Regions from separate parts of the Homo sapiens genome. Here all the other regions are linked to region 1. A link is a loop called in an ENCODE intact Hi-C map of the cell type or tissue named here. Cell type or tissue: GM12878. All regions are shown on one strand. Region 1 overlaps SIPA1L1 (signal induced proliferation associated 1 like 1). Region 2 overlaps SIPA1L1 (signal induced proliferation associated 1 like 1). Region 3 overlaps SIPA1L1 (signal induced proliferation associated 1 like 1).

Region 1 (4,000 bases):
TTATTTTAGTGAAAAATGGTTAGGAACTGAATCTCTGGTTTCTGGTGGGACACATATCAATGACCTCCTTCTCAATTAAACGATTTTAAATTTCTATTCTCATTCAAACAATTTTGCACAGTGGCTCTTAAAGACAGGTTTTGCTTTAATATCATGAAGAAACTGAGAATCTAAGTAATGTGAAACAAAACAAATCAAAAAAGCCCCCCAAAACAAATTACACCCCTGAATATCTCATTACTAAAATTAGGGCAATGATTATTTAGCACATCAATCACCTTTTTTTTCCTTTTGCTAATTTCTATTGCTATCCTATTTCACATCCTGAAATGAGAACCAAAAATAACTGAGGAAAATAAAGCTGTTAGATTGATAATTTAAGATATGATATTTGCATAACAAATTACCATATTATGATACAATTACATATTCCTTAAACAAGAACTTGCTTGACAGGATGAGGCATGCAAAGCAGCAAAGTACTTTAAAAACTTGAGAAAAAATCTGGTCAACAATACGCAAGCAGATGTTGTGCTTATATAAATTACATACATAGGAAGAGTTTCCTTTTCTCTCTCTGTATAGATATATACATATTTTTGAGACAGGGTCTCACTGTGTCATCCAGGCTGGAATGCAGTGACACGATCATAGCCCACTACAGCCTCAACCTCCGCAGGCTCAGGTGATCCTCCCACCTCACCCTACCAGGTAGCTACAGGCACGTGCCACCTCCTTTTCTATTTTTATAATCTTTGATTAAACTAACAATCTACTAATCAAGTTTTATTTATAATAAAAGCATCAAAATGACTTGATGAATGTGGGAAAGAATCAACCCTGCAAACCATGATTTAAATGTTTCTTTTATGCAATAACAACTTGAGGAATATACTTTTTCTTGTCACTTGTTAGATTAGTGTTAATGACAAATCATATAAACCCTATCATTTGAAGAATCTGAAGTATCCTAATTTTCCCAAAATGCTTTTCAGCAAAAGTATGCAATACTACATCATCAAAAATTAATAAATTAATATAAGCCTTGTAAAGAACATTTGATAACCTATGGTTAAACAGCACAAACAAAAAGCCTACTTCATCCTGTCCTGACTAGTCACAAACAGTAATACCTCACTTATCAAGAAAGCTCCATCTGAAAAATTCTACTCACCACATCACGGACTAGAAAAAGCAGCAAAAGAGTTGGTAGGCAAATTACATAAAGAAAAAACAAAAACTACCCAAACTCAAGATTGTTCAACAGCATCCATATAATTCTGAAAATAGTAGAATATGTACTGCATGGAATACTGTTTATTCAGCTCATAGACAATGCTCACTGCACACACAGATTCACACTCACAGACTCCTCAGATGAATTTCAGGGCCCCCAGTTTGGAGGAGCACTAAAACAGATGTTACAGAGTTTATGTACTTTCCTTAGAGAAGAGCTCTTGGGGAATTTACTGAGAAGCACTTCACTATTTTTTTTCAAACATGATTCTTATAGCCTTATTCATGATCATTTCATAAAAGCAGTAAACCAAAAACCGAATGGAAGTGGAAGCACTGCCAGAATCAGGCATGCTAACAGCAGAAAAGGAATGCCTGAAAGAGACATAAGCAGCCTTACACCACTCAATAGTCATTGCTAGCTTCCCTGTAATTTCAAACCCATATGAAAATTACAGTTCATACAATGACTTTGTTATCAAGAAAAGATTGTATTTTTAAGTGTACCTAAAATAAGATTTCTCAGAAAAGGTTAACATAGCAAATTTAAAGCTTAAAGAGGACACTCCACCAAAGAGGTACAAAGATAGCAAATACATGAAAGATGTCTGAAACCACCATTAGCCATTAGGGAGATGCAAATTAAAGTCATAAGAAGATCCCACTCACACCTATTAAAATGGCCAAAATTTAAAATGCTGGCAATACCATGTAGTGGCAAGAATGGGAAATGAGAACTCTCCAACATTGCTGGTGAGAACGAAAAATGATACAGTCACTCGTGAAAGTGGTTTGGCAGTTTCTCATAAAGCACTTACCCTATGACTCAGAAATCATGCACCTGGGCATCTATCCTAGAGAAATGAAAGCTTACATTAACAGAAAAATCTGGACACAAATGTTCATAGCAGCTCTATTCACAATCACTCAAAACTGGCAACAACTCAAGTGTCCTTCAACAGGTGATTGTATAAGCAAATTGGTATATCCACACAATGGAATATCCTGAAATAAAAAGCAACTACTGATACATGCAACAGCTTGGATGAATCTCAAAGGCAAGCTTAGTGAAAGCAGCTAGTCTTGGAAGATTATATACTGTATGGCTCCACTTATATAACATCCCAATTTATTAAGTTAAGTGACATTCTTTAAAAGAAAAAACTACAGGAATGGATGGCAGATCAGTGGTTGCCAGAGATTATAGGTAGGCAAAGAGGTGACTATAAAGGGGTAGCATGAGGGAGTTTTAGGGGGTTACAAAACTCTTCTGAATCTTTATTATAATGAAAGTCACAAAAATCCATACATGTATTTAAATTCCTGGGATTGTATATGTGTATGATCATTTAGAACGGTATGGGCCAGGTGTGGTGGCTCACATCTGTAATCCCCAGCATTCTGGGAGGCCAAGGAAGAACGATCCCTTGAGTCTAGGAGTTCAAGACCAGCCTGGGCAATATAGCAAGACCCCATTGTAATAAAAATAAATAAAACTGTAGGATCTTTTTTTTTGTTTTTTTGTTTGTTTGTTTTTTGAGATGGAGTTTTGCTCTTGTTGCCCAGGCTGGAGTGCAGTGGCGTGATCTCAGCTCACTGCAACCTCTGCCTCCTGGGTTCAAGTGATTCTCCTGCCTCAGCCTCCTGAGTAGCTGGGATTACAGACACGCGCCACCATGCCCAGCTAATTTCTGTATTTTAGTAGAGGTGGGGTTTCACCATGTTGGCCAGGATGGTCTCAATCCCCTGACCTCATGATCCTCCTGCCTCGGCCTCCCAAAGTGCTGGGATTACAGGCGTGAGCCACCGCGCCCAGCCCAGGATCATTTTTAAAGGATTCTCTTTTTAGTTTAAGATAAAAACATTACTGGAGAAAAAGAGGGACAATTTATAATGATAAAAGGGTCATCAGTGAAATATAATAATTAAAAACCTACATGCAACCTAACAACAGAGCACCAAAACAAATGAAACAGAACTGAGAGAGACAATTCATTAATAATTGAAGACTTCAAAACTCCACTCTAAATAATTGACAGAATAACCAGACAAAACATCAGCAAGGGTATAAACACTAGACAGTATAATTAACCATACTGACTTAACTGACATCTATAGAAAACTTCATCCAACAACAGCAGAATACACATTCTTTTTAAGGTCCAGGTTAGACCATTTGCAATGTCACAAAACAAGTCTCAAATTTAGAAGGATTGAAATAATATAAAATATGTTTGCTGATCACAAAGAATTAAAATCTACAATCAAAAGAAATTTGAGAAATCTCCAAATACTTGAAAATCAAACAATAACATCCAAACAACCCATGGGTCAAAGAAAAAAAAAATCACAAGCAAAATTAAGAAATATATTTATTATCATCATTAATACAATTTTTATTTTTAGACATGGAGCCTCGCTATGTTGCCCAGACTGGCCTTGAACTCCTTGGTGCAAGTGATCCTCCTGCTTCAGCTTCTTGAGTAGCTGGGACCACAGGCATATGCCACCACACCCAGCTCAAAATTTTAAAATACCTTAAACTGAATAAAAACAAAAATACAACATGTCAAAATTTATGGGATGCAGCTAAAGCTGTGGCTAAAGACAATTTTATAGCTTTTTTTTTTTTTTTCTTTTTTTTTAAGACAGGATCTTGCAGGCTAGAGTGCAGCAGCAAGATCATGGCTAACTACAGCAGTCTCAAGCAATCCTCCCAACTCAGCCTCCCAAGTAGATGGGACCACAGGCACATGCCATTAAA
Region 2 (4,000 bases), 94 kb after region 1:
CAAGATGTCAGTGGCACCCATATAATCATTATAACCTTGCAATATATACAGCATATCAGAAATTTTTATAGGTTAGTTATCTTCATTTTTGAGGCTTCTCCATCTCAGCAGAAGTTCATCTTCCCAGTTGCTCAAGCCAAAAACCTACAATTCATTTACATTCTTCTTTCACACCCCACATCCATTCTGTGAAGATCTATAAATTCTACCTCCCAAAGACCATCTTAACTCCTTTACTTCTCTCCATCTCCACTGTCTTCACATTGGTTGAAGCCATTGTTATCTCTCGACGAGACGCTACCCCAGATTCCTCATTAATCTTCTTTCTGCCCATGATCATTTTCCACAGAGTAGTCAGACTGACTTGTTAAAAGGTTAGTAAACTACATCTTACTATTCCCCTGCTTAAAAGCCTCTAACGTGTTCCCATGGCCTCAGATATCAAGAAATGTGAAGAATGTAAAAATTCTGCCCTACATGTGAGATAACAAGTTAGCCTGCCACACAGCTATATAGATGCCTGTGGAAGACATGAGATGCCAGGGTCAGAGATAAAAGACATCATTACAGCAGTAGCAGTAGCCAAAGTATCAGTATTTTTTGGTGCTAGTCCCTTAAGCCTCAATTCCCACCAGGTGACACAAAGAGAACAAGATGACCTCAGCACAACAGCAGGTTGTGTCACAGTAGAGTAACTCCGAGCTTAGTGAACTGAAATATTTTGTAATGGGCAGTAAGCTTGCCTGGCCTTTACCCCAGAAGGGGCATTCTCTTTCTCTTCCAAGGCCATTCACTATACAAATCATCCTTGAAAAGATCATCCAGAAGAAAGACAGTCAATGTACAAACACAAGAGACAAGTGGAGAACTGTCCCCCAACATTAGAGTAGGAGCCAAGTTTCTTGCTATGGTCTATAAGGACCTACATGATTAGTTATTTCTCTTCAATTTCATCTGGAACCTCTGTCTCCCCAGCATACTCACTTTAGCTCCACTGGCCATCTTTGATGCCTTCCAATGAGCCAAGTTCTTTCCTGCCTCAGGTCCTCAGCCTGCACTGGTCCTTTTGTGAAAAATGCTCTTTGCCTAGCTTAGGTGTCACTTCCTCAGAAGGACCTTTCCTGGTCAATCTATCTACTTAAGCAGCTATCCTCACTTGTTATTACCTTTTTACCACTTTGCTCACTCATTCATTTGTGCAATAAGCATTTACTGAGCACCTACTATGTACCAATCATTGTTACCATAGGCACAATAATTACTTTTGATACTTGTTATTTACTGAGTCTTCCTCAAGGTGGAAACCTTGTCTTTTTATTCATCCTTAAATGCCTAGAGCTTAAAATTGTACATTCATTAAAAACTCTGTTGAATGAATGAACTATTACAATACCAAGAACCAAAACATTTGCAGATCGGTATGGGAAAGCAGCATGACACTGCACAAGAAGTATGGAATTGGAGCTAGACGTCCTAAATTCAAACCCCAGAATCATCATTTAATGGTGCCCAAGGAATTCTACTAAGTTCTTTGTAAAATGAAATTCTTTCCTACCTAACTCACAAAATTATTGTTAGGATCAAATAACAGAATTTAAATGGACGGCCTTGCAATGCTAAATGTAATTCAAGGCCTGTAACAAATTAATAGTTAATACATGCCTACTGTTAGGCTGGTCCTAGTACTGAAACTTACAATAAAAATGTATAACTTAAGTGAAATCAGAAAACACCTTGTCCTTTAATAAACTTGAAGGGGAAAAATGGTTCTTCCCCCTAGAACCTTGGGCTCTGTAGCCCAGGCTGGAGTGCAGTGCGGTGGTGCAATCTCTTCTCACTGCAACCTCCACCTCCTGGGTTCAAGCGATTCTCCTACCTCAGCCTCCTGAGTAGCTGGGATTACAGGCGCCTGCCATCAAGTCCAGCTAATTTTTGTATTTTTAGTAGAGACAGGGTTTCACCATGTTGGCCAGGTTGGTCTCGAGCTCCTGACCTCAGATGATCTGCCCACAAAGTGCTGGGATTACAGGTAGGAGCCACGGCACCTGGCCTAGACATGCTTTTAAAATTTTCAGATAAAAGTGAGTTGCCTTTACCTGATCTTGATCCTAAAATACTAAAAGAATGCTTTTTGGTTACCAAAGTTATTTTTAAGCAAGCCAATCCAATGCAAATTTACAAAAAGTTGACTATAGTTACACCCCTGAGTGCCAACCTTCAAAACAGAATTTTTAGCTTTCTGGCAAAAGTCATGAAACTATAAATTTTAAGTATTAATTTACTGACTTTAACTGAAACCAAAACAGTCTCTTCACTGTGATGTGGGTGGGTGGGTGGGTGGGTATGTGTGTGTGTGTGCAGTCAAGGGAAAGTAAGCTTCATCCTACAATAGATATAAAATAGTAGTTTCAGAGGCAAGGCACCAGGTGGCCTACAGGAGGAAATACAGTGATCATACTGAAGTGTTAGCAGAAGACTGGGACTGGCAACCAGACTACAAACCAGACCATCAACTCAGACAAGCTGCACAGCTGGCTTGAGCTCACCCATCCACAAGCTCATTTACTATAACCTCACAATAAAATTACTCAGAATTTAATTTTGAAGGGTACTGCTTCTATGATCTAACACTGAAGTATAAATTGATAAAAAGGATAGCCATTTTAAAAAAGTAGAATGTGAAAACAATATGATTAAGATTTTTTTTTTTTTTTTTTTTTTTTTGAGACAGAGTCTCAGCCTGTCACCTAGGCTGCAGTGCAGTGGTGCAATCTTGGCTTACTGCAACCTCTGCCACCTGGGTTCAAGCGATTCTCCTGCCTCAGCCTCCTGAGTAGCTGGGATTACAGGTGCCTGCCACCACGCCCAGCTAATTTTTTTGTATTTTTAGTAGAGACGGGGTTTCAACATCTTAGCCAGGTTGGTCTTAAACTCCCGACCTCATGATCCACCTGCCTTGGCCTCCCAAAGTGCTGGGATTACAGGCGTGAGCCACCGCGCCAGGCCAAGATTCTTTTTATGTAACATTTTTCAAACTCATTATACATATATGTAAATAACTAATAGGTACACTGTGCTAGCAAAAAGAAGGAATATGAATTGGTACTTCTAAAACTTAAACTCAAAAAGAAAATATTGAGGCAGAGAAGTACATGAAAAGTCTGTTTGGCACTGCTATGAAAGATACCCAGTTTAAGAAGAATGGAGACAGATGATCTACAATGAACATATAAGTGGCATTAATAGGGGCACATATTTCAATATATATAATTATATTCAGAAGCTTTTCATTATTCATGTGAAGGTCTCTCAAAAACGTGCATCTTTACATGTTATTTTAAAGATGGCTACCTATTCCAAATGTGGAGGGAGAGGGGGACAGCGGCAGTTATAAAACTGTTCACACAGTCCTCAATAACCACAAATACTATTATAATAGTAAAAATAAAATCTAGGACATCTAGAAACTTCCTCCTTGATATTAATTTTAAATACCAAATATCTAATTGTCTTCCAATTAAGTAATTTCCCTTATAAATAATAATGATAGTGTCTCCAATATGCCAGGCACATATTCTTTACATCACATAACCAATACAACAATCCTAGGACATGGGCATTATCTCTATTTTAGGAAGGAGTATAATAATCAGTGAAGTTTTAAATCTTACCCAAGGCCAGGAACAGTGACTCATGCCTGTAATCCCAGCACTTTGAGAGGCCAAGGCGGGCAGATCACATAAGGCCAAGAATTCAAGACCAGCCTGGCCAATATGGTGAAACCCTATCTCTACTAAAAATACAAAAATTGGTCAGGTGTGATGGTTCACACCTGTAATCCCACCTACTCAGGAGGCTGAGGCAAGAGAATCACTTGAACCCGGGAGGCGGAGGTTACAGAGAGCTGAGGTTGCACCACTGCACTCCAGCCTGGGAGACAGAGAGAAACCTTGTCTCAAAAAAAAAAAAAAAATTTACCCAAGATAAATTAAGAAGTGGT
Region 3 (4,000 bases), 120 kb before region 1:
AGAAGAAGAGAATCTTATGACTACAGAATTCAAGTAGAACATTTCGGGTCAAGGGAGTAAAGCAGAAAGAAAAGAGGTGGGAAAGGTAAGAGTTGGTGTGGTTCACAGACCAGAGCAGAATTTAGGACAGATAGGTAGGAGACAGGGGCTGGGATCAGATGTGGAGAGCCTGCAAGACATGCTGAGAAGGGAAGCTCGTGGAAACCAGTGACAGGATCTGCTGAGAAGGGAAGCTCATGGAAACCAGTGACAGGATCTGACTCAGAAAGAATCATAGGAAACTTTAACCTCTGGCATGAAGGATAGGATGAACAAGTGATAAGGAAATGAATTTAGGTGGACAAAAAAACAACACAGAAAAGGAAGAATATGATGGGTATTTAAATCAGAGTGGCCTTGGGAAGGGAAAAAGAAGAGAATGCGAAAGACAAAAATACTTGGAAGTAAGATAAGAGAGTATCACTAAAAACTGGTAGGAACGGCCAGGTGTGGTGGCTCACGCCTGTAATCCCAGCACTTTGGGAGGCCGAGGCGGGTGGATCACCTGAGGTCGGGAGTTCGAGACCAGCCAGACCAACATGGAGAAACCTCGTCTCTACTAAAAATACAAAATTAGCTGGGCATGGTGGCGCATGCCTGTAATCCCAGCTACTCGGGAGGCTGAGGCAGGAGAATCACTTGAACCCAGGAGACAAAGGTTGCGGTGAGCCAAGATCGCGCCATTGCACTCTAGCCTGGGTAACGAGTGAAACTCTGTCTCAAAAACAAACAAACAAACAAACTAAACTGTTAGGATCTGGGAAGCTAGAGAGGAGCAACTACCTGCATACAAGTCCAAAACACAGAACATGACGTTCTTCGTGCCTTTGTGCTCAAAAAAATAATTTACACCACTTAATGATTAGCTTTGCCATGGAGAAAAAGCACATGAGAGTATGTTAGTTCATTTCTCTCTGGCCAGTGTAGACAACACATTAGATATTTAAGTCTTGTCTTTAAAAGTCCTATATTTAATTTCCCCGGAGTTCAGGCTTAGGAACTATTACTAAATGATGCCAACCCCGGAAACTTGCTTTGCATTCAATGGGGGAAATGAAGCCAAATGCCCTATTTAAACTAGTTTCAAAACCATTATTTTCTAGATGACTCAAGGGTATTAAGTATTAATGCATAACAAAAATCCTAAAGTGAATTAGCAACTGAGAGGCAATAAATCGATAAGTGGCCCAATTATACAAGTTTACAAAGAAAAAGGAGAACCTCATAGTCCCAAACTTGTTCATAGGTGTTTTAAAAAAAAAATGCTGTGTGGGTTCTTTTTATTTTTCCATGTCTTTTTTTTTTAGCCCAAACTTCATTTTAAAATAAAAAACTCATACATTGTGTATATTTAGATTCCTAAAGAGCTCTAACAGCCTGTTTCACTTACAATTAGATAGCCCCTGGTTCAAAGAATGTACCTTCTAGGTCTCAGACAATGGGTCCCAAAGATAGTGGAAGAAGTCAAGAATCTCTTTCCCTCCTTCTTCTTGGGCGAAGACATGAGCTCAGCAAGAGCTTGGAAGAGTGAATTAAGTCTTCAGTGGCCTTCTCTTATATCTAATATCCTGGCTCCTCAAGTTGGCTTGGCGCTTTCCAGTAGCCCTAAGCAGGATACACAATATCCCAGTGGGGATCTGAGGGCTCCAATTTCCTTGGGCCACACTTAATGGACATATCTTTCTCTGAATCAAAACTCCTCATTCATAGACTGCATCTATTCAGAGTCTGATGAAAAGAAGAGGTCCAGATCTAACCATCTTGTCCACCTCGATCTCCACCAGAATAAATGAAAGGGGACTTTGCTTACTCCAAAGACAGCTGTAACCATGTGCTATTAAATTTAATTGCTTTGCTACTGCTACTATTTGCTTTCTTCCCCATTTCAGTTAAACCTCAAACCTCTCTCATTTGCGACTTACCTCACTAGTTCTAAAAATTATTCGGTAGTTGTACGGAGATCCATTTTCTTTCATTTCATCTGGTTTTTCCCTTCGAATGCTCACAGCCACTGGACCAAGATTCTCATCAGCCCCAAAATAGTTCCAGTGTTCTTAGGTAAAATAAGACAAAACAAAGTTAGAAAATCTACCTAACACTTTGAAAATGTTACATTCTGCTCAGTATTTAAGGTTGTCACTCAGAAATTTTATCAATAAAATGTAAACATTTAACAAATATTAATATTCTTCAGTTAGTTATAAAAACAAAGACTTGGCTACACAGGTTTAGTTCCAGAGAAGATAACACTGAACACGGGTGGCCTGTTGAGTTTTTTACTACTCTACAGATTACTACTCTACTATTTCTCAAAATAAATTTGTATTTTCTCCCTATCTCCCACCATTTAAATAGGCTACATTTGTGCACACTTCCTTGCCTAAGAGAAGGCTTGTGCCAGGGCTTTTTAGTTTTTGTTTTTCAAAAACATTCTAAACATATTGAGAACAGAGTTTGAAGAAAGGGGGATTCCACCAGATTAAAAAAGATGTCCCTGGATTGGAGAGAGAGATGTGTGCTGCGAGTCTCTGGGCAGCACTCTGCTCCCAGGTGGCCTGTGTATGGTGGAGTAGGAGCTCAGAGGAAAGAGCTTCACAGTGCCCCAGGGAGGCAGGACCCAGGGCTCTGGGCCATAGCACGGTATCCCACAGTGCAGGGCTAATGTAACTTGTGTGTCCAGGTGACCGATGAGCCTAGGGCCTCTCTTCAATGTTCTGGCCTTTTGCCTAAGGCCCCAAACCTTAGCACAAGCCTCCAAAGGACTGGCGCTGAATTTACCTTTCTCTTGCAAAAAGAAAGATAGGGATCAAAATTAAGTTAATTTATAGAAAATGTTGAAAAGTGATATTTACTGTGCATATACATCTTTTAAAAATTTAAACTGTTGATACATACATGAGATGTTCACAGATGAGGAAGTCCACAAAACATGAAAATATATGAAAAACTGGAACAGATAATTTGTTTTTCAAACCTCCAAAATGCTTACTTTACATTACTGTATTTCATTTATACATTATTGTATTTCATTTATATCTGACACGGCTAAATGACTGGATTGTGACATAATATCTCATTATCACACAAAATGCATACACATTTGAAAATACATGTTATTTCCATACAAAATATAAGTATTTGAAAATCCATGAGAATAATAAGAAAAAATAGCATAAATATCGAATCATGTAGTTTAAAATTTAAGTAATGCATATGAAAATACTTTGCAGGTACTAAAGCACAATTACAAAAGCTACAATCATAAATGTTGAGGGCTCTCTAAGACTATTATCATAAGCCATGGAAATTCAAAAGAAGAAAAACACAATGGGAATACAAGCAACAAACATCTCATATATAAGAAATAACCCACTAAATGTCACAAAATTCATGTACAGACACTTATGCATATCCTCAAAGCACAGCACATGAGAAACACACTCAGATTATTTACTCTTACTTTGCACACAATTCTAATAAGCTTGGTTGTCTGGTCTTCAAGCTCACAGCTTTATTTCAGAGGTGTGATAATTCCAGGTGTTGACAAAGTCCAGGGTGTAGGGCTGATACAGACTTGCATGCAGACAGCAATGTGATAGAACAACTGACAACAAGGAAGAAAACAGAAAGGGAGGAGACAGAAATAGTACAAAAAGGCAGACAAGAACTTAAAGAGAAACAAGACAGCAGTCTGGGGCCATTTACTGAAGGAGCAAAGAGCTTAACATGCTTTGATACCCTCAGAGGATATTGTACCGCTGCAGCACAGATCAACAGTAGATGCATCAGAGTGTGAGTCACACTCATTACCTGGTCCTCGTACTTCATGGACTCTAATAAAAACCAACTTCTAGGAACCCCTCAAGTACACCCCACATATCTCACAATGGGCAGGTGGCATGGCAGTTCTCTGCTGCTGGAGAAATTCCCAGATATAGGGCCACTATAAATTCATCACCAA

What was found. A loop is a pair of places that touch in the nucleus more often than their neighbours do. Peaks named below come from ENCODE experiments on the same cell type or tissue, not always from the same donor. Only the 100,000 strongest peaks of a DNase experiment are listed, where the experiment ranks them.
Region 2: a loop joins it to region 1, with 2.9 times the contacts of the local background. A loop is called at or near these places in 1 of 110 quality-filtered maps.
Region 3: it touches region 1 in a loop (3-fold over the local background); 1 of 110 quality-filtered maps calls a loop at or near these places.

The regions. Positions count from the first base shown.
Region 1 is chr14:71,495,944-71,499,943 of GRCh38, reverse strand. The region is part of intron 2 of SIPA1L1 (signal induced proliferation associated 1 like 1); the gene reads right to left. Among named protein-coding and RNA genes, the nearest start is that of SNORD56B, 100 kb to the right of the region's middle. In GM12878, no CTCF peak of the experiment used is centred here; a DNase peak (open chromatin) is centred at 2,003; H3K4me3 peaks cover 665 bases; H3K27ac peaks cover 4,000 bases.
Region 2 is chr14:71,402,324-71,406,323 of GRCh38, reverse strand. The region is part of intron 2 of SIPA1L1 (signal induced proliferation associated 1 like 1); the gene reads right to left. Among named protein-coding and RNA genes, the nearest start is that of SNORD56B, 6.0 kb to the right of the region's middle. In GM12878, a CTCF peak has its summit at 2,416; a DNase peak (open chromatin) is centred at 2,473.
Region 3 is chr14:71,616,849-71,620,848 of GRCh38, reverse strand. SIPA1L1 (signal induced proliferation associated 1 like 1) reads right to left here. Exons shown (of 24, transcript NM_001386936.1): 6 at 1,962-2,092. Among named protein-coding and RNA genes, the nearest start is that of SNORD56B, 220 kb to the right of the region's middle. In GM12878, no CTCF peak of the experiment used is centred here; a DNase peak (open chromatin) is centred at 1,951; H3K4me3 peaks cover 365 bases; H3K27ac peaks cover 2,294 bases.